Regions from separate parts of the Homo sapiens genome. Here all the other regions are linked to region 2. The links are chromatin loops, found by intact Hi-C in ENCODE. Cell type or tissue: PC-9. All regions are shown on one strand. Links, peaks and the distances in the headings refer to the core of each region. The heading gives the core; the rest is flanking DNA.

The links. Hi-C counts contacts between places; a loop is a spot of excess contacts. Peaks named below come from ENCODE experiments on the same cell type or tissue, not always from the same donor. Only the 100,000 strongest peaks of a DNase experiment are listed, where the experiment ranks them.
Region 1: a loop joins it to region 2, with 7 times the contacts of the local background. A loop is called at or near these places in 3 of 110 quality-filtered maps.
Region 3: it touches region 2 in a loop (5-fold over the local background); 11 of 110 quality-filtered maps call a loop at or near these places.

Annotation. Positions count from the first base shown.
Region 1 is chr3:152,327,007-152,335,214 of GRCh38, forward strand. The region is part of intron 2 of MBNL1 (muscleblind like splicing regulator 1); the gene reads left to right. Among named protein-coding and RNA genes, the nearest start is that of MBNL1-AS1, 61 kb to the left of the region's middle. In PC-9, for the core only: no CTCF peak of the experiment used is centred there; DNase peaks (open chromatin) are centred at 2,045 and 4,325; H3K4me3 peaks cover 507 bases; H3K27ac peaks cover 4,912 bases.
Region 2 is chr3:152,017,823-152,026,337 of GRCh38, forward strand. No RefSeq gene overlaps it. Among named protein-coding and RNA genes, the nearest start is that of AADACL2-AS1, 94 kb to the left of the region's middle. RefSeq lists an enhancer at 4,271-4,380. In PC-9, for the core only: no CTCF peak of the experiment used is centred there; DNase peaks (open chromatin) are centred at 1,829 and 4,409; H3K4me3 peaks cover 259 bases; H3K27ac peaks cover 2,805 bases.
Region 3 is chr3:152,253,988-152,262,195 of GRCh38, forward strand. It overlaps a transcript of MBNL1 not described here. Among named protein-coding and RNA genes, the nearest start is that of MBNL1, 11 kb to the right of the region's middle. RefSeq lists an enhancer at 7,122-7,811. In PC-9, for the core only: no CTCF peak of the experiment used is centred there; a DNase peak (open chromatin) is centred at 4,654; H3K4me3 peaks cover 973 bases; H3K27ac peaks cover 1,059 bases.

The DNA.
Region 1 (8,208 bases), core at 209-8,208, 310 kb after region 2:
TCATATTGACCAGGCTGGTCTTGAACTCCTGACCTCAAATGATCTGCCTGCCTTGGCCTCCCGAAGTGCTGGGATTACAGGCGTGAGCCACTGCGCTCGGCTGATAAATTATTTGAATTGCTTCTCCTAATTTTTTTTGATTAATATGTTTTGATAACATTGTTCCTATGGTAATATTATCAAAAAAGTTTTCTTTCCTTCCTTTTTGTTTATCATTAATGTGCCTCTGTATGGTTGAATTTATTTACTCAGAAGATATTTATTGGGCATCTGTCTTTTTTTATCAAGCTCTGTGCTAGTCCCTGAGGATGTAGATATGAGCCCTGCTTTTTTCTTTTCTTTCTTTCTTTTTTTTTATTTGAGACAGACTCTCACTCTGTCACTCAGGCTGAGTGCAGTGGCATGATCTTGGCTCACTGCAACCGCCGCCTCCTAGGTTTAAGTGATTCTCCTGCCTCAGCCTCCTAAGTAGGTGAGATAACAGGCATGGGCCACCATACCCAGCTAATTTTTGTATTTTTGGTAGAGATGGGGTTTCACCCATGTTGGCCAGGCTGGTCTCAAACTCCTGGCCTCAAGTGATCTGTCTGCCTTGGCCTCCCAAAGTGCTGGGATTATAGGCTTAAGCCACTGTGACCGGCTGCTTTTTTCCTAGAATATATAGTTTGGGTTTCTTTTCCACTCGTGATGTGATTTAAAAAATTGAACCTGTTGTATATGAATGTGGTTTTGTAAACTATAATATTTGGTATCATATACTATATTTTTTTCTATATATATATATGCTACTATATAGTCATATAGTAGCATTTTTTTTTATAGCTTTCTTTGGAGTTCTTGGTCTTAGTGTCTAAAATAGTGGCCATAAAGGAATTTGGAAGTTAAGTTGTTCTTGCTGACCCAAAGAAAAATCAGATGTTTCTGTTTAGGACACTGTATGTGACAAACAAGGAAGTTTTTATTAATTTATTTTTTTGAAGAAGAATTGATGAGAGAATAATGAGAATTCCTCCAAGATTAAAAGTAAATTATAAGATCCTGTGCTATTTTAATGTAAGCCAACATTTGAATTTAATTTGACTTCTATTTTCAGTAAATTAGAGTGAAATTTTAGGGATGTCTTTATCTCCTATAGTGTGTGTTTTGCCAAGATTTATTAAGGGTAATTTTGGATTTTAGAAAATGTACAGTTTCTAAAGGCTTGTGAACGTTTTATATTGATAGAAAATGTAAGTAAGACTAGTAACACATTATTTTCTCCAAAGGATCCTGTGACTGACACAAAAAATATGATATAATATTGAATCTGCCAAAAGATGCACTGTTAATCTAGGGTTATGTTATGTTGTTATTTTATTAGGTATGTGATACTATGGTGTGAATTTTAGAATATAGGTAATTATTTAAGTAATTACTGTAATTCTAAACATCTTCTGAGATGTTTTCTCTAAAGCAGAAACTCAGCTTTTACTCATGTTTAGATAATGTGATATAGCTGTTCTAGATATTTGAGATTAGGGTTGAGGCAAATTGTTGACATATAATTAAAATGTATTTTATAACTAAAATTTAGAAGAATGGAAAAAGTTTACATTGTATTTATAAGACTTTGCTAACATGCTTTATGACATTACGGAGAAGTACTAGGAAGAAGGAGATCTTTAAAAGGAGTGATATTCTGTTTGCTTTGCTGGAGTACCTTATCAGGAAATTTGAAATCTTAGCCCTTTAATTGTGATATCTGTTAATTCTAAAACTTACACTGAATTTAACTTTGAAGGTCAACATATGGATTTTTTTAAAAACAATATTTACTCTATCAAAAGATTAGTTGTATTTTTGACTTGAGGAAATAGCTTAATCTGAACAGCACGAAACTTGACAAAAAAGTTTGCTAATACATAAATATTGGCTATTTTAATCTGTTGAAAACGGAAGGCTAGTACCAAGGGAGACGGTAGTAAAATTATAGAAGGAGCTAGTGAAAAGTAAACATTATGCAACATGAAAAGAATACTAGGGGAAAAACTGACAGAGTAGAATAACAGGAAGATTAGTCACTTCTGGAAGGAAAAAAGTAGGTAGGGGCAGGGGGATGAAGTACTTTAAACAGGAATGTGGAACTGGAAGTGCTAGGGCTAAAAGACAGATGTGAGCTTATTTGGGAGCTAAACTGGGCTTTGAAAAAGGAATAATACTGGTAGCATTTAATATCAAAATTTAAATTTTATGTTAACAATAAGAAAAAAATGGAGAAAAATTTTTGTTAGGGATTATAAAATGCCTGTTAAAATAAAAAGACTTATATTTACTCCTTTGTGGAGCTGAATTGGTTTCGGTCAGACAGCAATGTCAAATGCAAATCAAGAAAATACATTTCTGAGGCCAAGGCAGGAGATTTCTTGACCCCAGAAATTTGCAACAACCCCAAGGAACATAGTGAGACTCTGTCTCTACCAAAAAGAAAAGAAAAGGAAAAGAAAAGAAAAAAAATTAGCCAGGCATGGTGGTGAGCACCTGTAGTCACAGCTACTCAGGAGGCTGAGGTGGGAGGATTGCATGAGCTTGGGAAGTCAAGGATGCAGTGAGCCATGATCAGCCATTGCACTCCAGCCTGGGCAATGAAACAAGACCCTGTCTCAAGAAATATACATATATATTTTATCTTATATATATATATCTTATATATTATATATATATATAATATATATGTCATATATAATATATAATATATATAAGAAATATATATATAATTTCTTTCAAAACCGGTCAAAGTTCTTTTACTTTCAAGTGATGGATAAAATAAAACCATTGTGGATATCATGGGATATATGTGCTATTGGTTTGAAATAATTTTCACTTTTGCATTTATTTATCTGTCAAAGGAGTACCAATCTCTAAATATTTTAAGGATTATTTCTATGAATTCTCTAAAAAATATAAATTGTAACTGTCTATATCATACAAAAATATTTAGCAATCCTTATAACAGAAAACAAGATAGTAAACATTGTGTGTATGTTCATGTGTGTGTATGTGTGTTTATTGGTAGTCTCATTAATCCCTAGTCTCTACTGACGTTATTAGGGACATTAGTGGAACAGATTTTGCTGAACACATTTTCAGCCACTCTGAGTGTTCTTAGGTATTTTATTTATTTAGAGACTGAATCTGTGTTGTCCTGCCTGGTCTCAAACTTCTGGGTTCAAGCGATCCTTCTGCCTTACTTTCCCAAGTATCTGGGACTACAGATGCACACCACTGCCCAGCTAAAATGTACTTTAAATAAAGTAGATAATTCTGGGGTTATCTCAAACTCCTGGCTTCAAGTGATCCTCCTGTCTCAGCCTCCCAAAGTCCTGGGATTACTGGCTTGAGCCACTATGCTTGCCACCTCTGGGGTTATATTAGCATGACACCAGGACAAAAATCTGCCCATTTTTATATCAGGAAAAAAAATGCTACTTTCATTTAGGTGCAGAAAATGGCTTATGCCTATTGAAATAAAAAATTCAGTCTAATTTAGACACCTAAGATTATTATTTGCTATAACGACATGGAATACATCACTGTGTGTCACTGAATTCATGGAAATGCAGTACAGAATGCAATACAGTAATCCCCCCTTATCTGCAATTTCACTTTCTGCAGTTTCAGTTACCCATGGTACAACACGATAAGATATTTTGAGACAGAGAAACCAAGAGAGAGACCATATTCACATAACTTTTATTACAGTATAATTGTTCTGTTTTATTATAGTTATTGTTGTTAATCACTTACTGTGCCTAATTTATAAATTAAACTTTATTGTAGGTATGTATAGGAAAAATAATAGTATATTTAGGGGTTGTTACTGTCCATGGTTTCAGGCATCCTCTGGGGGTCTTGGAATGTATTCCCCATAGATAAGGATTATCTACTATATACAGTCAGGTAAGCCATTCCCATTGATTTTATTACAAATTGCAGTGCTTCCATGGCTTGCTTACACATAATTTGCTGAGGTAACTTTTGCAGAAAGTAACCATTTTACGTGAACACCAAATACTGATTAAAAAAATCTCTTTTTCTCCTTTTCCCTCTCTTTCTCTCCCTTCTCCCTCTCTCCTTCCCTGTCTTACTCCCTCGTTCCTGCTCTTCTTCTCTTTTCATACTCACACAGACACTCCTTCCCCTACACACACACACATACACACATACACACACACACCCTGCCCCTGGGCATAACTGAATAGGAAATGTTTATTTTCCAAACTACAGAAAAAAACCTTATCTCAAACACTGAAAGTCCTTCCTTTTCCTGGTTTGGAAACACTAAGTCATACTGAGTCACTTGTAGATTTTCTTTAGCCAGTTTTATTTAAAGCATAAAGTTGTGAGGACAAAATGACTCAGGAATTTGTAATGTACCATTAGAGCTTTTCACTTTTAGGATGCTAGTTCATATTCAGATGACTTAGTATTAAAGATTGATGGGTTGTTTACTTTCTAGAAGAATCTGAGGAGCTCACTGTAACTTCACTTATTTTGACCTAAGTATGGCCTAGAGTTTATGCTTATTAATTCATTTATTTCTCGGTAAAGCCATGTCCAAGGAATTAAATAAAAGGAAGCGGACCCAGTAAGGGTTGATGAATAAGAAGCTGTTACCTTACTCATTTACATGTATTACTTCAAATGTTATTGATTGATTGATTGATTGATTGAGATGGAGTTTTTGCTCTGTTGCCCAGACTGGAGTGCAGTGGCATGATCTCAGCAACCTCTGCCTCCTGAGTTCAAGCGATTCTTCAGTCTCAGCCTCCCAAGTAGCTGGGATTACAGCCTCCCCACTACCACACCCAGCTAATTTTTGTATTTTTAGTAGAGACAGGGTTTCATTATGTTGGCCAGGCTGGTCTTGAACTCTTGACCTCAAGTGATCCACCCGCCTCAGCCTCCCAAAGTGCTGGGATTACAGGTGTGAGCCACCGCTCCCGGCCTTGATACCTCTTTAAAAATGAAGTTTGTTAAAATGATCAGAAACTTTAATGCAGCTGATTGCATTGCCATTGACATCAGTGAGAAATAAAAACTATAGCTATAATGGTTAAGTTGAGCAGTTGGAATCTGTATGTCTGTATCTATCTATGTTTATTTAGATGACTGGATAAAAGAGTCATGATTCCTCCTAGTCTATCACGTGGTAATGCCAAGGTCAGAAAAATCATTTGTTATGATCTATCTTATGTAAAAGCCTGTGGAGTTACTTTGTTTTCCTCACTCATAAGATGTCAAAATGTGCTTTCTAGAATTTTTGAATAATTTTTGCTTAAATTCAGTGTTAAAGTTGGAGACTGAAACAAATTTAAATCTGTTGTTAGCCAAAGAGTAAATCAAGCTTATGTGGGTGCAATATATAACATGACTACCCAAGAAATTCTGCAAAAAAATGTAGTTGTCTAGCAATTAGGTACAGAGTTGTCATCTTCCTTCTATGATAACTTTTGATTATAAAAATAATTGAAGGTAAATAAACTGTAAATGACACACCACCTCAAGCTATGCCACATGGGCACCTAAATAAGTTCTTTTTAGTAAATGCCACCAAATGGCTGTATTTCTTACAGCTTATGGCTAAATTCTGACAGAGGGGAGGTGCCTTCACCATAAGAGTATTTTCTCTTTGAAGTTTTCATGGTTTTGTGTGTGTGTGTGTGTGTGTGTGTGTGTGTGTGTGTGTGTGTGTGTGCGCGCGCGCATGCGCACACACTAGTTTATATTAGGTTAGAGTTTAAAAAAAGCTGAAGATAGCCAAAATTAGTCCAGAGAGTTAGACTTGCTGCCAAACTAAAGAAATAGCTTGGTTTCAGTATTCTTCTGGCTTCTCAGTCTTAACATTTGGGGACCTGAGTGCTTGATTTGAGCTGACTGAAATTAACCCAGATGGCCCACTTTGGGTCCTCAAGAGCTAATTAAAGGAAGTCATTTCAGTTGCTGAATAATCAAGGCCGTACCTTCCTCCAATGTTGGTTTCAGCCCACACCTTACAGATGATCGCTGGCTTTCTGAAGCTCTCTCTAAACTCATAATTATTGTTTGGACCCTGCATGTAACTAAATTAATTTGCCAAGGATGGGAATGAAATGTAAGTTTTATTGGCAACAATGGTAATCCCCCAAAACAGAATGACAGATACAGTGATGGTAATAATGTTACTGCCCTGTTAATGCCTCCGAAGATAAGATACACTTGAAAAATAATGTGAAAACTGAATTTGTCCTTGATTTGAAAAATCTGAGAATCACATAAAATGTTTGTTAATTTCTTAAGCTGGTAAATATCATTAAGAGAAATGGACACATATAAGATAAGTTTGTGTGCATATTTGTACACAGTTAGGTTTTTGGAAAAAGACAGGGATATCAGATGCTCCTGCCACCAGGGTTCTGGCCAAACACGACATTTCCTACTCTTGTTTTTGAAGAGTTCTAACACTTCATCAGTTTTCAAGTGTCAGTAGAGAGTGGGCATAAAACCACAATTTCAGGAGCTGCATTCTCTGGGTCCAGATTTCATCTTTGCTACTTATTAGTTGTATAACTTTTGGCAACTTAACATTATATGCCTCAGATTTATCAGATATACCCTATTAAATGGCAATGTGTCTACCTTGTTAGGTTATTGTGACTCTTAAATAAGTTAATACATGTAAAGAACTTGTGGAATTTCAGGGCACACAATGTTACCTTACCATTGATATTATTTGCTGTTATTAAATCTTAATTTTATGTAAACATTTTAAAATGTCTGTCTCGTTAACAATAAATGTGCAATATACAAATAAATGAAAATCAAAATTAGTGGTGGAGTTTTAATGAAATAATTTAGAGCTCCAGCTCTGGAACTGTATAATCTTCATTCAAATCACTGTGACCTTGAAGAAGTTATGTAACCTAACTAAGCCTCAGTTTCCTTGTTTCCAAAATGGGAGCAGTACTAATATCTAATCCTTAGAGGAGTTGTGAAAATTAAATGGGATAACACGTATAAAGCACAGAGAACAGTGCTTGGCACTTAATGAGTCTACAGTGTGTGTTAGCTATTGTTTTATTAATTCTGTCATGATGAAGTGAACACTGTGATGCAATACTTTTATACTTAGAATCTGCCTATATAGGGTTTTCAGTTTTGCTAATGAGGAGTGTTATTCTCTGCTGTGTAAAGAACACATGCTTTGGTGTTTATAATTTTTCTCTAATAGGTAAATGATTAGGAAAAGAATAACCTGTTATTTTACTTATCCTTTGTTGAGATATTTAAATTATACAAAAAAACTGTAGATGGCTTTTTATATCTATAGGATTTTAGCTCTGGATAAATCAGTTAGGTAAATGCATTATTAATGTTGGAACCTGCTTAACTCTGTTGTCCAGCCACATTGTAGCCACTGGTTAAGTCGAACGCCACTAGAAAGAAAAGCAAATAATCAAAAACATCAAAATGGAAATGAAATATGGAGCAAGGAAGTCATTACTTCTGTAAAATAAAGGTCTGAGACCTAATATTTTCCCATTGGTTGGAAGTATTGATTATGAAAACATTAGAATTTTCAGTAAAATTGTTTCTGTGCCAAGATGGCAGATAGAATATTATGAAAGAAATGACCAAAATTGCATATGACATTTATTTTATATGGTAACATTCTTTCTTTCATTAACAGGAAATTTTAGGGCAATTATTTGCTTATTGGGAATGAGAAGGATGAATGAAAATTTAAAAAGGATTCATCAAGTCTTCCTTATAATAAAGTAAACTTTTAAGAGCATGTTTTTCCATAGAATTAGAAACTTAGAATTTCATAGTAACAGTGTATTCATCACCTCGTTTGGGGAGCAGATTTTCAGTATGATCACAGGAAAACACCTGTTTTGACACTCTGAAAAAGGTGCAGACGTACGGGCAAACTCTCTGTAGGTGTAAATAAGAATGCTTTGGCTAGCATCCTGCAAGGAGATGGGTCTAAATGGTCTGCTCCAGCTTCTGCTGCTGCTGCTGCTGCTAATATTGCTGGGAAGGAAAAGTGGCTGACCTGGCATATCCATTACTCTTGGTGCTGCAGCAGTCACTCAGGAAATGTTGTTTAAGGGGAACCTTCTGGATCCTTTTCATGGCACCATGGCAAGAAGAAGCTGTATCTTATCTATGGAAGATAAAGCATGGAGT
Region 2 (8,515 bases), core at 308-8,307:
TTTTTTTTATCAAGTTCAGTGTCACTTTTGCTCCCTCTTTAAAACTTATAAGAATACAAGTTCAGGATATATTTGGCTATTTATCTAATTTCCTATGTATCTACTTTTTCTGACTACTGTGTGCATCCCAAATAGGAAGCATTCTTATGCAATGGTTCCATTTCTTTGATATTTAAACACACTACAGTATTCCTGGAGCAACTGATAGTTCTTTCAATGGCCTGGTTCATATGAGTTAGATGAAAAAGATGATCAAAGAGTCTAGGTATTGTCAATAAATATTCTGTAAGCTACAAGAATCTAGTTCAAAAAGCACCAAGTAACAGGAGAGTAATCCCCCTCTCATTCAACAAGATTGGAATAGGCAACTAACAAGTTAATCAAAAAAGTTAAAGAGAAATATCATTTTTAAAGACATATCACTTAAACTGGTAAAGCTAAAATACATATGAATGTAAAGTCATTGAACAACATTTTGACTCATTGCGAAGAACTTGAATTTGATCACAGCTTGCTTGATTAGAATTTCATCATCTTAATGCAGATACCAGAAGCCTAGAAGGCAGCATTGACATTTCCCTGTTTAGTCTATTTTAAAGTAAGTGTGTGTTTGTATATGTGTGTGTGCATGTGTGTTAAGCACTCTGGGTGCCAAACTCTTCTAGAATTTTCAGCTTTATTTCAATCATTTTTTGCTCCCCATTCAACATTTATTTTATGCATATGTTAATATTAGAAAGTAATCCATTAGCTTTGAGATTGCAGAATTATGTGAACATCTATCAACTTTATAGTAGGAATGAAGAATGTTGGTTAATTGGGTGACTTTGTTAAGTGGGATTAAATTAAGTACACTTCAGTTGCATCTGTTATAGGGAGTAATGGTTAATTCGGTGAGTTGATCAAGTAGAGTTAGACAGATTAAATTATACCTTCCATTTTTACCTTTCTTAGGAATAACAGACATATTTTCAAATCTTTTAGTCTTCAGATTTTTAGCTTTTCGAGAAAGAAGTAGATTGTAGTAATGTTAAGTTATTGATATAATCATATTCTGGAAAGTAGATCTAAAGCAATGTTGGCCAAAAAATATGAAACAAATGACAAAAATTCTTTCCCCTTGCAGAATTGGCACTAGTTGATTTAGGATGAGTTTTTCTAAAATCTTTTCTTGCATTTAGCAGAACTTTGGCTATAGTCAGTTAACAGAAGTTGGCAAAATAGTTCAGGTTCTTAATTAGAAACATCATACACTTCTCTTGGCTTTGTTCTCACCTGGAAATCAGAGAAAACATAACCTCATGGACAGCTGTAAGCCACTAGTTCAACTGAAAAAATATACCGGACAAGTGCCATTTGATATCTGTCAACATCCATCAACATCATCCTCATTACTATCATCAGAAATATCATTTACTGAGTATATGCCATATGTCTGGCACTGTACTCTGTGCTTTATTTGGTTTACTGTTTAAAAATTGCAGTGATAATGAAAGGTGCAGATTATTGTTCGCATTTTCCAGATGGGGAGAAACTCAATAAGGTATAAGGTATAATTTTCCAAAAGGCATCCAGTTAACATGTGGGAGAACAGGATTAATAACTGTCTAACTCTTTCCCAATCGGTAAAAATGTTTTCACTGATATAATTGTGTTAAAAGGTATGCTTTAAAGCAACAAAATGAACTTAAGTAAGCTTAATTAAAAATTGGTCTTAATCAAAAGGATATTATCCCATGAATCAGCCAGACTAACTGGTCATTATTTTGAAAGAGATTAGGATCAGCAACTGCAAAGTCAACAGAAATTCAGTCTCTGCCTCGTGTCCTTTTTCGCATTGTTTTGCTTCATTCTCATCCCACCCTCACTCTCTCTCCTGCTTGTGATATGTTAGAAGCTTGTGATATGTCAGATATTCACCACTGATAAGTCAATGAGGGTGAAGAGAGGGTGACACATCACTAATAAAATGGGAAGGAACACAGAAAAGGCTGCTAGCAGCTCACCAAAATCTACATTCTCTTTTAAGAGTACTGTTGGACTAAGTGTCCCAGCTATTTTACAGTTAGGTATAGCAAAGTTATTAAGTTTCCATCATAGAATGTGAATAAAAATGGTATGTGCCAATTCCAGCCCTAGACCCTATAACACTCATTTATTTTCAACCCTTTTAGGCCTGACCAGAATGGATAAAACTCAAACAAAGCATGACCTTGGAAGGCATATTTTAAAGTTGACAGAACATTGGCAGCTTGGATCTCTAAGCGACTAGGTGGAGCAGACCTCCCTTGTCAAATTTTCAGCCTACTCATTAATGTTATTTGGGAGAAATAAAGTTTCAGCATATTTGAGTAATACACTTTGGGGTCTAAATTTTATGCCAGTAAGTAGATCTCTCTGTTTATGCCAGAGAGAGGGCACATAGGCTGAGAAGTTCTACCTCAAAACTGTAAAGAGTAAAGTAGAAATTACAGGGGAACTATAAATAAGCCACAATAAAAAAAATGATTTGAACTTACCTATTTAATCTCAAATAGTTATTTCACCATGTCAATATAACTTTGTATGCACATCACCTTCTCTAATCATGGTTATAGCTGAAATCCTGATATCCTCTACTTAGACTTATTTTGCTTGGTTGGCTGTCACTCATATTGAGGGGATAGATTCTAGAGTTGTTTTCTTTGTCTCTTATAGGACATACTTTCCAAAGTCAGCCTATTTGGAAAATTTATACGAGATTATTCCAAAATATTGAGGATATATTCTTGTACATAATTCTGAAGTTCAAAAGAAATTAAAAATTAATTTAGCTCAGTGTTTTTCCCAAAAGAGCTTACTTACTATCCAATTGAGCAGAAGACACACATAGCGTTACAAGGTTAGTTAGCATTATGAAATATTTTACGTGCTATTTTCTTGATGTATTCCATTAAAGATTTCAAAAGCATGTATTCTGTATCCCACTTTATTAAAACAAATAACTTTTTGAGGAGTAGAGCAAGACGGTCAAATAGAAGATTCCGCCAATCATCCCGCCTGCAAAGACACCAATTTAACAACCGTCTAGTCAGAAAAACACCTTCATAAGAACCAAAAATTGGGTGAGCACTCACAGTACCTGATTTTAACTTCATATCACTGAAAGAGGCACTGGAATCAGGTAGAAAAGAGTCTTGAATTGCCACCACCACTCCTCCCTCATCCCCCAGCAGTGGTTGCATGGCACAGAGAGAATCTGTGCACTTGGGAAAGGGTGAATGCAGTAGTTGTGAGATATTGCAGTGAGCTCAGTATTGCCCTGTCATAGCAGAAAGCAAAACTGGGCTGAACTCAGCTGAGGCCTGCCCACAGAGGGAGTATTTAAACTTACTCTAGCCAAAAGGGAATCACTCATCCCAGCGGTTGGAACTCAGTTCTGGCAAGCCTCATCGCCATAGGCTAAAGCATTCCAGGGCCCTAAACAAACTGAAAACACTCTATGCCATAAGGACTGCAACTCCTAGGTAAGTCCTAGGGCTGAACTGAGCTCAGAACAAGTGAAACACCAGGCAGGGTGGCTAAGGGAGTGCTTGCTATACCTCTGCCCAAACTCCAGGCTGCACAGCTCATGGCTTAAAAAGAGACTCCTTCCTTCTGCTTGAAGACAGGAGACGGAAGAGTAAAGAAGACTTTGTCTTGTATCTCACTTACCAGCTCGGCCACAGTAGGATACAGCACCAGCCAGAGTTGTGAGGCCCCCTTTCCAGGCCCTAGCTCCCAGATGACATTTCTAGACATACCCTGTGCCAAAAGGAAACCTGCTGCCTTCAAGTGAAAAAGCCCAGTCCTGTCAGGATCCATTACTTGCTTACTAAAGAGCCCTTGTGCCCTGAATAACCAGCAGTGGTATCCAGGTAGGACACTGTGGGCCCTGAGAGAGAATCTGAGACTTGCTGGCTTCACATGAAACTTTTTTGCGTGAGAAAAGCAGAAGAAAAAGTAAAGAGGACTTTGTCTTGCACCTTAGGTACCAGTTCAGCCACAGGGGTGTAAAGCACCAAGTGGGCTCCTGGGATCCTCAATTCCAGCCCTTGGCTTTTCTGGACCTATCCTAGGCCAGAGGGGATCCCACTGCTCTGAATGTTGAGTTCTGGGCCAGGCAGCATTCACCATACGCTGACTAAAAAGCCCCTAGGCCTTAATGGAACATCTGCAGTAGCCTGGCAGTATTCTGTTGGGTCTGTGGGGGTGGTAACCATGGGGTGAGGCCTCTCTGCCAGGGGAAAAGGGAGGAAAGCGTGGGAAGGACTGTGACTCATGGTTTGAGTGCCAGCTCTGCTGCAGTACAATAGAATCAGGTAGACTTCTAAGGATTTTGACTTCAGTTTCTGGCTCCTGGACGGCACCTCTGACTCCACCCTAGGGAAACTTGCTGCCTTGAAGGGAAGGACGCAAGCCTGGCTGGCTTTGCCACCTGCTGACTGTAAAGCCCCAGGAACTTGAGAAAACAGGCAGTGGCCAGGTTGTTGTCACATCAGGCCTTGGGTGAGACCCAGTGATGTGCTGCCTTCAGGTCTGACCAAGTGCAGTCCCAGAGCTGGTGGCCACAGGAATGCTTGTGTCACACCACTCCCAGATCTAGGTGGCTCAGAACAGAGGAATAGAGAGACTCTGTTTGGGAGAAAGTAAGAAAAGAACAAGAGTCTCTGCCTGGTAATCCAGAGAATTTGTCCAGATTTTATCCAAGACCACCAAAGTAGTAACTCTACAAGTCTGCAAGAACCAGAGCATGATGGGGCTTGGGGTGCCACCTAAGGTAGATACAGCTTAGATAAAAAAACCCAAGTGCTTTTGAATACCTGGAAATCCTTCCCAAAAAGAATGGGTACAAGCAAGCCCAGACTGCAAAGACTACAATAAATAACCCAAATTTTTAACTCCCAGACACAGACAAACATCCATAAGCATCAAGACCATCCAGGAAAACATGATCTCACCAAATGAAGTAAATAAGACACCAGGGGCCAATCTTGGAGGACTAGAAATATGTGACTTTTTAGACAGACAATTCAAAATAGCTGTTTTGAGGAAACTCAAAGAAATTCAAGATAACACAGAGAGAGAATTCATAAGTCTTTCAAATACATTTAATGAAAAGATTGAAATATTTAAAAAAAGACATACATTTGGTTCTTGGGCATTTGGGTTGGTTCCAAGTCTATGTGGCACATACACACCATAGAATACTATGCAGCCATAAGAAAGGATGAGTTCATGTCCTTTGCAGGGACATGGATGAAGCTGGAAACCATCATTCTCAGCAAACTAACACAGGAACAGAAAAACAAACACCACATGTTCTCACTCATAAGTGGGAGTTGAACAATGAGAACACATGGACACAGGGAGGGGAACATCACACTCCGGGGCCTGTCAGGGAGTCGGGGGCTAGGGGAGGGATAGCATTATGAGAAATACCTAATGTGGATGATGGGCTGATGGGTTCAGCAAACCACCATGGCACGTGTATACCTATGTAACAAACCTGCATGTTCTGCACATGTATTGCAGAACTTAAAGTATAATTAAAAAAAAAAAAAGAGAGAGGAGACAAAGTTAAAGTGTAGAGTTGTTATTAGGTTTTTTTTTTTGTCTGTTTGTTCATGCAAACAGTATTAAGATGTTATCAGCTTAAAATAATGGGTTTTAAGATATTGCAAGCCTCATCATAACCACAAATCAAAAAAAAAAAAAAATGCAATGGATACACAAAAAACTAAAATGCAAGAAACTAAATCATACCACCAGAGAAAATCATCTTTACTAAAATGAAGACAGGAAGGAAAGGAGAGGAAGACCATAAAACAACCAGAAAACAAATAACAAAATGGTAGGAGTAAGTCCTTACTTATCAATACTAATATTGAATGTAAATGGACTAAACTCTTCAATCAAAAGACATAGAGTGGCCAAATAGATTTTTAAAACAAAACAAAACAAAAAAAACAAGATTCAGTGAGTTGTTGCCTATAGGAAACACATTTCACCAATAGGCCGGGTGCAGTGACTCACACCTGTAATCCCAGAACTTTGGGAGGCCAAGGCAGGCAGATCAAGAGGTCAGGAGTTCGAGACCAGCCTGGCCAATATGGTGAAACTCCGTCTCTACTAAAAATACAAAAAAAAATAGCTGGGCGTGGTGGTGCACACCTGTAGTCCAGCTACTTGGGAGGCTGAGGCAGAAGAATCACTTGAACCTGGGAGGCGGAGGTTGCAGTGAGCCAAGATTGCAGTACTGCACTACAGCCTGGGTGACAGAGTGAGACTCTGTCTCAAAAAAAAAAAAAAAAAAAGAAAAGAAAAAGAAACACATTTACACATTTCACCTATAAAGACACAAAAAGACTGAAAATAAGGGGATGAAAAAAGATATTACATGTCAGTGGAAACCAAAAAGAGTAGGAGTTATGATACTTACATCAGGCAAAATTGATTTCAAAACAAAAATTATAAGAGACAAAGAAGGTCCCTATAAATGATGAAGGGATTATTTCAGCAGGAGGATGTAATGATTGTAAATATATATGCATCCAACACTGGATCACCCAGGTATATAAAGAAAATATTATTAGAACTAAAGAAAGAGATAGACCTCAATACAATAATAGCTGGAGACTTCAACACCCCATTTTCAGCATTGGACAGATATTTCAGACAGAAAATCAACAAAGTAACATTGAACTTAATCTGAACTGTAGACCAAGTCTACCAAATAGATACTTACAAAACATTTCATCCAACAGCTGCAGAATACACATTCTTTTCCTCAGCACATGGATCATTTTGTCTATAGATCATATGTTAGGACAGAAAACAAGTGTTGAAACATTCAAAAAATGAAATAATATTAAGCATCTGCTCTAATCACAGCAGTATAAAACTAGAAATCACCAACAAGAAGAATTTTGGAAAATGTACAGACACATGGAAATTAAACAGTATGTTCCTGAATGACCAGTAGGTAAATGAAGAAATTAAGGAGGAAATTTCACAATTTCTTGAAACAAATGATAATGGAAACACAACATACCAAAACCCATGGAATACAGCAAAAGCAATACTAAGAGGGAAGTTTATAGATATAAGTGCCTATATAAAAAGGAAGAAAACTTCAAATAAACAACCTTATATAGTTTGAATATATGTCCCCAGCAAATCTCATGTTAAATTGTAATCCCCAGTGTTGGAGATGGGGCCTGGTGGAAGGTGTTTGGCTCACGGAGGTGGATCTCTCATGAATGGCTTGAGCCTTCCCCTTGGTGATAAGTGAGTTCTCACTCTAAGTTCACATGAGATCTGGTTGTTTAAAGGTGTGTAACACCTATGCTCTCTACCCTGGATTTTCTCTCTTGCTCCTGCTCTGGCCGTGTGACATGCCTGCCAAAATATAGAATCAATCTAACTGTCCATCAACAGATGAATGGATAAAGAAAATGTGGTACATACACACAATGGAGCTCTATTCAACCATGTAAAAGAACGAGATCTTTTGCAAAAACATGTCATTTGCAACAACATAAATGGAACTGGGGGTCATTAAGTTAAGTGAAATAAGCAAGGCACAGAAAGACAAACTTTGCATGTTCTCACTTGTTTATGGGATCTAAAAATCAAAACAATTGAACTCATAGAGAGTAGAAGAATGGTTACCAGAGGCTGGGAAGGGTAAGGGGTGGGTGCAGAGGAACTGGGGAGGGTTAATGGGTATTAAAAAATAGTTAGAAAGAACGAATAAGTCCTAGTATTTGCTTACCCAACAAAGTGACTGTAGTGAAAAGTAATTTAATTGTATATTTTTAAATAACTAAAAAATGGGATCAGATTGTTTGTAAAGCAAGGATAAATGCTTGAGGGCACGGATACCCCATTTACCTTGATGTAATTATTACCCATTGCATGTATGTATCATAATGTCTCATGTACCCCATAAATATATCCAACTACTATGTACCCATAAAAATTAAACATAAAAAATAAAATAAAATAAGTACCTTTTTGGAGTTAATATATTACAATATATATAAAATATCTGGAATATTAATCTCCCAAATATTAATGGTGATTATACCATTGTGATGTGATTACAAGTAATTTTTCATGGTTTGTTTGTTTCTATTTTCTAACTTTCTTCTTTAATACATTTGTATTACATGTATTATGAAAACATTTTTAACGTAAAAATATGTGGGCAAAAATGCGAGTTCCGTTCATTGCCTATGACTCACATCTAATGTATGTTTAAAAGATGGGTCAGGGAAAATGTCAAGTGCCAAGCTGTGTTTATTTTGCAATAAAATAAAGGGACATAAGTAGGAAATGAATAGAACAACTACACCTAAGAACTCCTCAAATATTTGAAAAACGGCCGCAATCTGTGAGAAATTACCACACTCATGAATACCTATTAAGATTTTAATACCAAGTTAACTTGCAAGATACTTTATTGTTTTGGAGATGAATTTCTTTTTACAAG
Region 3 (8,208 bases), core at 209-8,208, 240 kb after region 2:
AGAAACTTGGCCTTTGTTGTTCATGTTACCTTTACATTTTCTAGTAAAATAAATGGAGCATAGTAGGTGCTCAGTAAATAAACAATGATTAAGTAAAAGGTCTCAACATTTCTGATAAGCATAATAGAAATAACTATCTTCCAACACTGTCTTCAAGGGGCCAGTACTCTAAACTGCCATGCAAATGTCAGGTGTAGTTTATTTTGTCCGTGTTGAGTCAAACGAACTGAGACCAAAAAGTGGTCCTTGGAGACAACAAATAGACAGAGAAGTTCTCTTTTTTTCTGTGCTGGCAATTTTCCACTGAGCTAAAAAGAGATAAGTTCATAGTGACTGCCACTAACTTTTTAGAATCCTGGGGTGCAACACCTCTGCATTTCTTGCCCCATTGCCTCTGCCCTTGTCCTGCCTTGCCCTCACCCCCAAGAAAAGCATGCACCCACTCTTCCTTGACAGTTAGGGTTCATTGTTTTCCTCAACTACATGGAAGAGTAATCTCCCTCCAGAATCCTTTCCTGATTAGCCATCTGCCTATGCTGGCCTCACATCTATGCTTATTTTCAATATTTTTTTGTAATTACTTCCTTGTTCTATTTTTGATCTTGAAATGGATTATAAAACTACTCTAGGAAAATTCTTTTTCTTGTACATCCAAAATATCAAGGTTAGTTATATGTATTAACATATAACTAAGTTTTTGAGATTATAAGGCCCTAAATAATAATAAAACCAATGATAATGATGATAATTGCAAAGTTAGTAACAATAATAGCTCTGCTATTTCGTGTTAAACTTTTTTTGTATCATCATGTCAGGTGCTTCACATGATTAACGAATTTAATGCCCTCATCAGTCCTATGAAATAAGTACTATTATTTCCACTTTACAGATTTAAGGAAAAATATAGAAGTTCAGAGAGGTAGGTAGCTTAATAAAGGTCACACAATTGATCCTGGTGTGTCTATCTCTAAACTGGATCTGCATCATATTTATATATGGCCTATACCACTTAATTTCTGAGAAGCAAAGTAGGTAAATCTGTGGTTTAGATACAGTTAAGAATTTATAGATTATTATGATGCAGTCCTAAGCCAGAAATCTTACAATTTGGTGGAGTAAATATTAAAAGAAATAGATTTTAAGACACAGCATAAAAAATAGAAGGTGCCACATGAAAGATCAAAATAATTTAGAACTGTACTTCCAGGTGTATTGATGGTTACAAGGCTCCCTGGAGGTAGCTGGTTTAAAGCTGAACTATTGAAATTGTTTCATTAGGTGGAGAAAAGTTGTGATAATAAATTTTCAGAAGAGTCCAGAAAATTTTCAAAGAAATAAAAATATTCTAATATTACATTAATTTAATATTGAGCCTTAACTTAAAATATTGAGCCTTTTTAATATTGAGCATTATCTCCTATAGTGCTACCACAGGAGATATTTGGTGGCTCTGACTTTATGGTTCTTCTCAGGAAGTGGGTTATGTGATGAGAGGATTTTTAACTCTTGCAAGAAGCTCTGTTTTCATTTTAAAGTGAGTTTATTCATGAAGTCATATATCAAGCAGTATACTTTGGGCACTATTTTAGGTGCTGGGGAAATAGTTACGGACAAGATCAAGTTTCTACCCTCAAGCAGCCTTCAGTCTAGTGGGGAAAGAATGGAGTAAACTAGTAAAGAAATAAAATTTTAAAGGACTTCTAGATAGTGATAGTGACCAGAAGAAAATCCAGCATAGTAAAAGGATAAAGAGAAGATGGGAAAATCATCTTTACGTAGGTGGTCTCCTGAGATGGCCTATTTGAAAAGGTAATATTTAAGCTAAGACCTGAACAGTGAGAGGATTGAGAGCACCATGCAGACGACTCCAGGAAGAGTAGTTCAGGAAGAGTGATTGACCAGCGCAAGGGCCAGAATGAGCTTGGCATATCTGAGAAGTAGAAAAGAGCCTGGGTCTCAAAGGATGGTGGGAGATGAAGCTCAGGAGCTGGAGTTGAGAAAGGGCCAAGTCACATAGACTGCAGACCAAGGAATGGAGTTGCACATATGAGCAAACATTTGCAAGGACGTGCACGTGTCTTAATTGGGGATGGGAATGCAATGAATGACCATTATCTCTGGCTAACACAGTCTTGGAAAAACTGTTGTATGAAGAGAAACAGGAATTACTACATAGGTAAAAGTTTCATAGGAGATAAATTATTACATTTAGGTGAATTTTAGATAAGCCAAGTTTACCTGGATAAAAGTGAAAGGGGCTCAGGTATTATTTAAATTTGTAAACTCAATGTTTTCAGCAAAAATTGTCATGGAATAATTGACTCTAATCTTGGCCATTTGAAGATATGTACACTGATTTCTGATAATGGTGTCATCATGCAACCTAGTTTCTGCATGGATGAAGCAGAAAAGACTACAGAAACAACTATATTTTAGCCTCCAGAGACCACAGATGTTTCCTTGTTTATTGTTCCCAAATCCCAGTAGCTATTGGGATTAGGGATAGCAATCCCTGGCAACATCAACCCGCTCCCCTTAAAAGTAGACGTAAATTACTCTGCCATTTTCCATGGTAATTATATTCCCTATGATTTATTTTTATTATCCTAAGAGATCTAAATGAATCATATCACTACATTTTAAATCTCTGTTAGTTGGACACTGCTTCCTTTAAGGGGTAGGAGGTTGAGGGCTGTGATTTGGAGAAAGAATACAGAATAGCTTACTGAAAAGACTCTTTTTAAATTGAGTAAACAAGCTCAATATTTATTTGTTAGGAATGATGGAAAAAATGGCCTTCCCTCATACTTAAGAAGTTAATAACAACAAGTATAGATTCTTCTATTTCTGGTTCAGGTTAAAAGCCGCCCATAAAAAACATTACCTGGCCTTGGACTGAGTGTGTACTAGAAGGATGACAATCATGTTGTCCCCAAGGCAGTTGGATGTGTTGTTGTAGGAGCCAGAAGCTTACTTTTGAGTGCTCCTGGCAACCTCCAAATAGAAAACCATTGTGCTACTGGTATTACAGGGTGTGGAGGATTATAGATGACTTATGTGCTATTTAAGCAATGCATTCTATCTTATCATGTATATATGTGGGTATGATGACCACCATACTATCGGATTATTGCAGAGTGTGAGGTAGTGTGCGGTTTTTAAGTGCGTGTGTGTGAGAGAATAAATGCTTGAATATCTGCAATAAGTATTAGAGAGCACTCCTGAAATATAAGCCACTTCCTGACCTGGGCATATTAACCAAGAAGCAAACCTATTAAAAGTATGAGAGCATTCGATTTTCTACAATAATAGTACACATTTGTTGACATGAACTAGATTCAGGAAGGGAATACAGAAAGAGCAGGCAGACATTGGGCCTATTTAATTAACTTGGGGCTTATGATCACCCTTCAGAAGAGGATGCTAAGGATGCCTTCTCCAGAGCCAAGAGGCCTCTCCTTGTGCCTTTATTTGGCTTTCCTCCTCTCATTGGTGACCCATCATGTTAGGAAAAAAAAAAAATCTCTCAAAAGTGTAAATGTTATTCTTTCTGTGGGTGATGTCATAATTTTAGTGGCCCAAGCATTTGTTACTAAAATAGTACTTAGCAACACATAATCATTATTTTCTCCTCTTAAAATTCTGAGTGTGTTTGTTCTGATGAAGTCAGGAGACACATTTTTCAGGGAGGTAGGAGTAAGAGCTTAAAAACACGAAGTAATGCCTGGAATAATCTCTTGACTTGTGTTCCTTAAATAAGCAAGAAGACAACTAAATTTTCCTTCCTGTGGCGACAGCTCTGGCGGAGTAAAAAAAAATTTTTGAAATATAGTGCTAAAGGAAGTGGTTTTCATGCAACTGTGCATCTTATACTCTTCGTTAATGTGGTAGATACCATTTGCTTGGCTTCATTTGACTTGTCTTTCTCATGTTTTTGCTTGTAAAGTGGGTGAGAAAAGTTCGACCAAAGAAACCTGTGCACTGACCAATCAATAGTTATGTTTCTAAAGTTCCTGTTAATCATTTCAGGAAACATCTTGGGCTCCTTTTTAATTACATCCTACCTAATATAAAAACTGTAAAGGTATCTCTGTATACCTATACCATCTTGTAGAAAATAGCTATATATTTCTTAAAATTTGTAATTTGATTTGAATCCTCATATTTTGAAGAGACTTGAAGCTTAACAAGAGCTTATTTTTTAAAAAACATATTCTGTATTTTAAAATTTCTAATTACTATTTTAAATAATGAAAATAGCTGTAATTTATCAAAGGCCTGATCAATGTTAGGATAATTCTCATGAAGTCATTTATTATCATAATTCCACAAGGTAGACATTTTAAGTTTGCAGGAACCTGAGACTAGGAAAAAATTGTCCAAAATCTTATGCCTAATAACAGATTCTAAAGCCTGTCTTTATGTCTAATAGCCAAGGCCATGGGAAATTACACTTAATCTTTTCCTGCCCTGATTCTTCTAAAAAGTGTGTGGGTCATGTGCAGGCCATTGCACCAAGTTGGTTGTCAGGGGGAGGTGGGTATGCCCTGTTGCCAAGAGCAGCCAACAACAAAGGCAGCAGGGCAAGGTTGCAGCAAAGACCAAGGTTGCAACATCAATAACTACTGCCAGTGGAAACTAGCCCATGTGTCATACTTGGTATGTATATATCTGTTGCCAATAACCCCAAAGTAGACAGTGTTTTCCTTTTAGTCACTGAGTAATCTAGTCATAAACAAAACAGATTTACTTCATCGGCTGCTTCTTTCATCATGGGAAGGAAAATGCCCAAAGTTATGCCACATATCGTCTAAGCATACCTTCTTTCTAACAATTAATTTTGGCTGCCTTCTATGAATCTGATATTGGTGCCAAACATTCCCTTTCCCACAAGTTCAAGAGTAATCAAGAAAAGTTGACACCTTCTAGTGTCCACGTGGGCTTCTTGGTATTTAGGGACCTTGGCAAATTATTTACAGCTTCTTTCAGACGAGCCTTCCAGAGCTTTGTAAGAATAAACAAACTTCAAAGGTCTCCGAAGGGGAAAAACTGTCCTGGCTAAGTCTATAATTTAGGCTATCTTTAGAGAGTACAACTCCATAAAGAGAGAGGTCCAAGAAACCAGCTTCTTTTATACAATTAACTTTTTCTTTACTTAATTGTAAAGACTAAATGACAAGTAGGAAAGTGCTTTTGCAGAAGCGTGGGAGTCTTAAAGCTGTAGAAGGAAGAAACACTGTGCATGGGAGTAAGTATGTGGGTGGGAGTTATAGATTACTGCTCTTTTGCTAGTCTAGAATAACTATGCATAAACATCTTTATAGTAGTAACTTGAACAGAATCGTTAAACTTCTATTAAAGGCACTTGATACATCATTCAAAATAAGCACAGGTTACCTTATATCCAGAAACAGAAAAAAATCATTTTACATCCAGCCAAAAAAGATTTTAAAAGAGCCTTTGATTTTTGACAAAACAAGTGATAATAAAATTAAATTTTTATTTTATTTTCAAATATTAATCCAAAAGCCGACATGCTGTACTTCTTGAAGTTATCAAAGATAAGCTGGCTAGCTTTGTCTGTAGATATCATACCCTTAAAAGATTAAGCCCAGGAAGTGAATGACAGTAACACCAAAGACTGCAACAGCAAGAGCATAGTACTAATGATCAGTCAGAGATTTCTTCCGACCCTGCCTTTAGAGGCTATGTGATGGACACCTTGCCACTTAACACAAATAGTCACTATTTCATGCAACTAGTAATAGAATTCTGTCCTTACAAATGAAGAAGAATTCAATGTGCACATGTAGTACAAATACTGTGAAGACTTTCAACTATAATGTGAGACATTTGAATTCAATAAAAAAGGGAGAGAGCAATAAAATAATTATAATTGTTTATCTGTTTAGATTCACCAGATACACACTCTCATTTTTCTCATTCACTAAATTTTGCACATTTATATTATTTACTTAGTTGATCATAATTATTTACCATTTCATATTCATTGTCCTTGTTATACTGCATATTTCAAGAGGCTTCAGGTCTAGTTTTTCTTACCATGTAGCCTCAGACTCTAGGAAAGACTGGAATTATGCCAGGTGCTCAGTGACTATTGTAGACTGGATAGGAAAGTTGATAGCAATAAGGTTTAGAATGAAAATGCAGCAGTAACTGGTGAGCTGGTGACCTATGGCCAGAAAAGTTTGAAAAAGGAAAAGAATGCTCCACATTGTCTAAAAACACATTCATTACTGGGAGGGCTCGATGGAATCAGGCCCTGTCAGCAGTTACTCATTGCTAAGCCCATTGCAGAAACATGGGCATTCAGATCCATCCAGGTGGGGCCAGGAGGGTCAACTGGACTGACGGCACATTCACGAAGGCCATAAACTAAGATGTCTAGCATTATCTTCAAATGAGTTTCAAGTGAGGTATGTTCTGCTAACTTGTTTGTGTTTATAATTTAACTATGTTAATTTATTGAACGAATTTATAAAATATATTGAATGTACAGAATAGCTTTTGTTGAATACACATAATTACATGTATGAGTATGTAACTGGTGAAGATATGTATATCTTCAAAAGGAAGTGGCCAAGGACACACTTTATCTCTCAGAGGCTCTGATGTCACTCTCAAGGGGGTGCTTATAATCACAATTTCTTAGCAAGAGACAGGGTATAGAATTTTAAACAAACAGCAAACTAAGCATTTTAGAATATGTAGGATTCTCCTTTGTGTGATCTTAACTCTTTGTCTTATCTGTTTTTAATCCTATGGACCACTAATGCTTACCCGGCATAAAGTGAAACATATTTTGGTTGCCTAAGAAGCACCACTTCCAAGCATGTGCATGACAAAATGTACCACCTTGCACCACCAGTTTAGCTATCCACAGCTAGTCCTAACTCCCTCATTTCTAGATGCATATGGGCACCAGCCTACCCAAATCTAATTCTATATGAGATCGAGTTTCCTGCAGATAATTCTGTTTCTATTGAGCCAAATAAACTTTACTTGCCAAAGGAAAAAATGGAACAGGTCAATGGATTGCTACCTATTCTGGTTAATTTCCATTTCCTAAACTCTAGCTTCTTGCAGAGTTTAGGCAAGAAGCTGGCAACCTTGGCTGCGCTTTGAAATCATCTAAGGGGCTTAAAAAAGATACAGACGCTTGGATGCCCCTCCCAGAAATTTTGATTTAATTTGTCTGAGTTGCAGCCGGCCTATCCAAAATGTAGTCAGGGTTAAGAACCACCGCCCTAGTTTCAGTCTCCTCATTATGAGCATGGGGTCATAATTACCTCACATACCTCTTGTTTTAAGTTCAAGGAGATAATGTGTGACCTTAGAGTCCTTAACACTTTCATTACTCCTTTGCTTCATGAAAGACAAATAAAAAGGAAGGACATGGGGTTGGCAAGTCTGGGAAGGTGAGGAGGAGGGATCCTTCTGCAGAGTTCTTCCAATGAGCAGTTCATTAGGGTTAACAAGCTATCCTTTGTTAAAGCAAACGCTCTTGAGGGATTAAGCCTCATTCTCGCCTTAGTGTGAATGACTTTAATCAGATAATCTCCTATCACCTAGTTGAGGATTTGTTACCGAAAGCCTAGGGGAGGCAAAGAGAGAGAGTTGCAAGGCCAGTTTGGGATTCACTGAGGCAAGCCAAGGAAGCCTCAGCCTCTAGGAAAGAAACCTGACATGTAGTAAGCTTTCCATAATGACAGCATGAAAAATCTGAACAACAAACTTTCTCCTCATGTTGCTAGGACAATATTTGTTAAAAGTGTTTTTCTGATCAAGCCTCTTGTCTGTCCAATAGCCTTTCATGACTTTTTTTCTGACTTTCTTTCTGCCATGAAGCTCTTAACAAGTATCAGGTAGTTTTACCATTTGCCAGCTGCTTGGGAGTCCGTGAGGAGCAAGGCCTTGCCCAGTCCTATCCTCCTTGCCATCTGCTTGGCACATGGTAAGCACGCAGGGTTTGTTGAATTTAACTGAATGGTTTCATTTGCTACGCTCTTTTCCAACTGTGATTTTTCCCTCACGTCTGTCCCCAACCGCTAGACTATGAACACCTTGCAAAAGACTTAATAACTTCTTTATCCCCAGTGCCAAGCACAGCCCTTGGCACATAATCAGCAGTCAATGACTATGTGTTAAATGTATTAAGGAACAATAGCCAGTGTACTGATGCCTAAG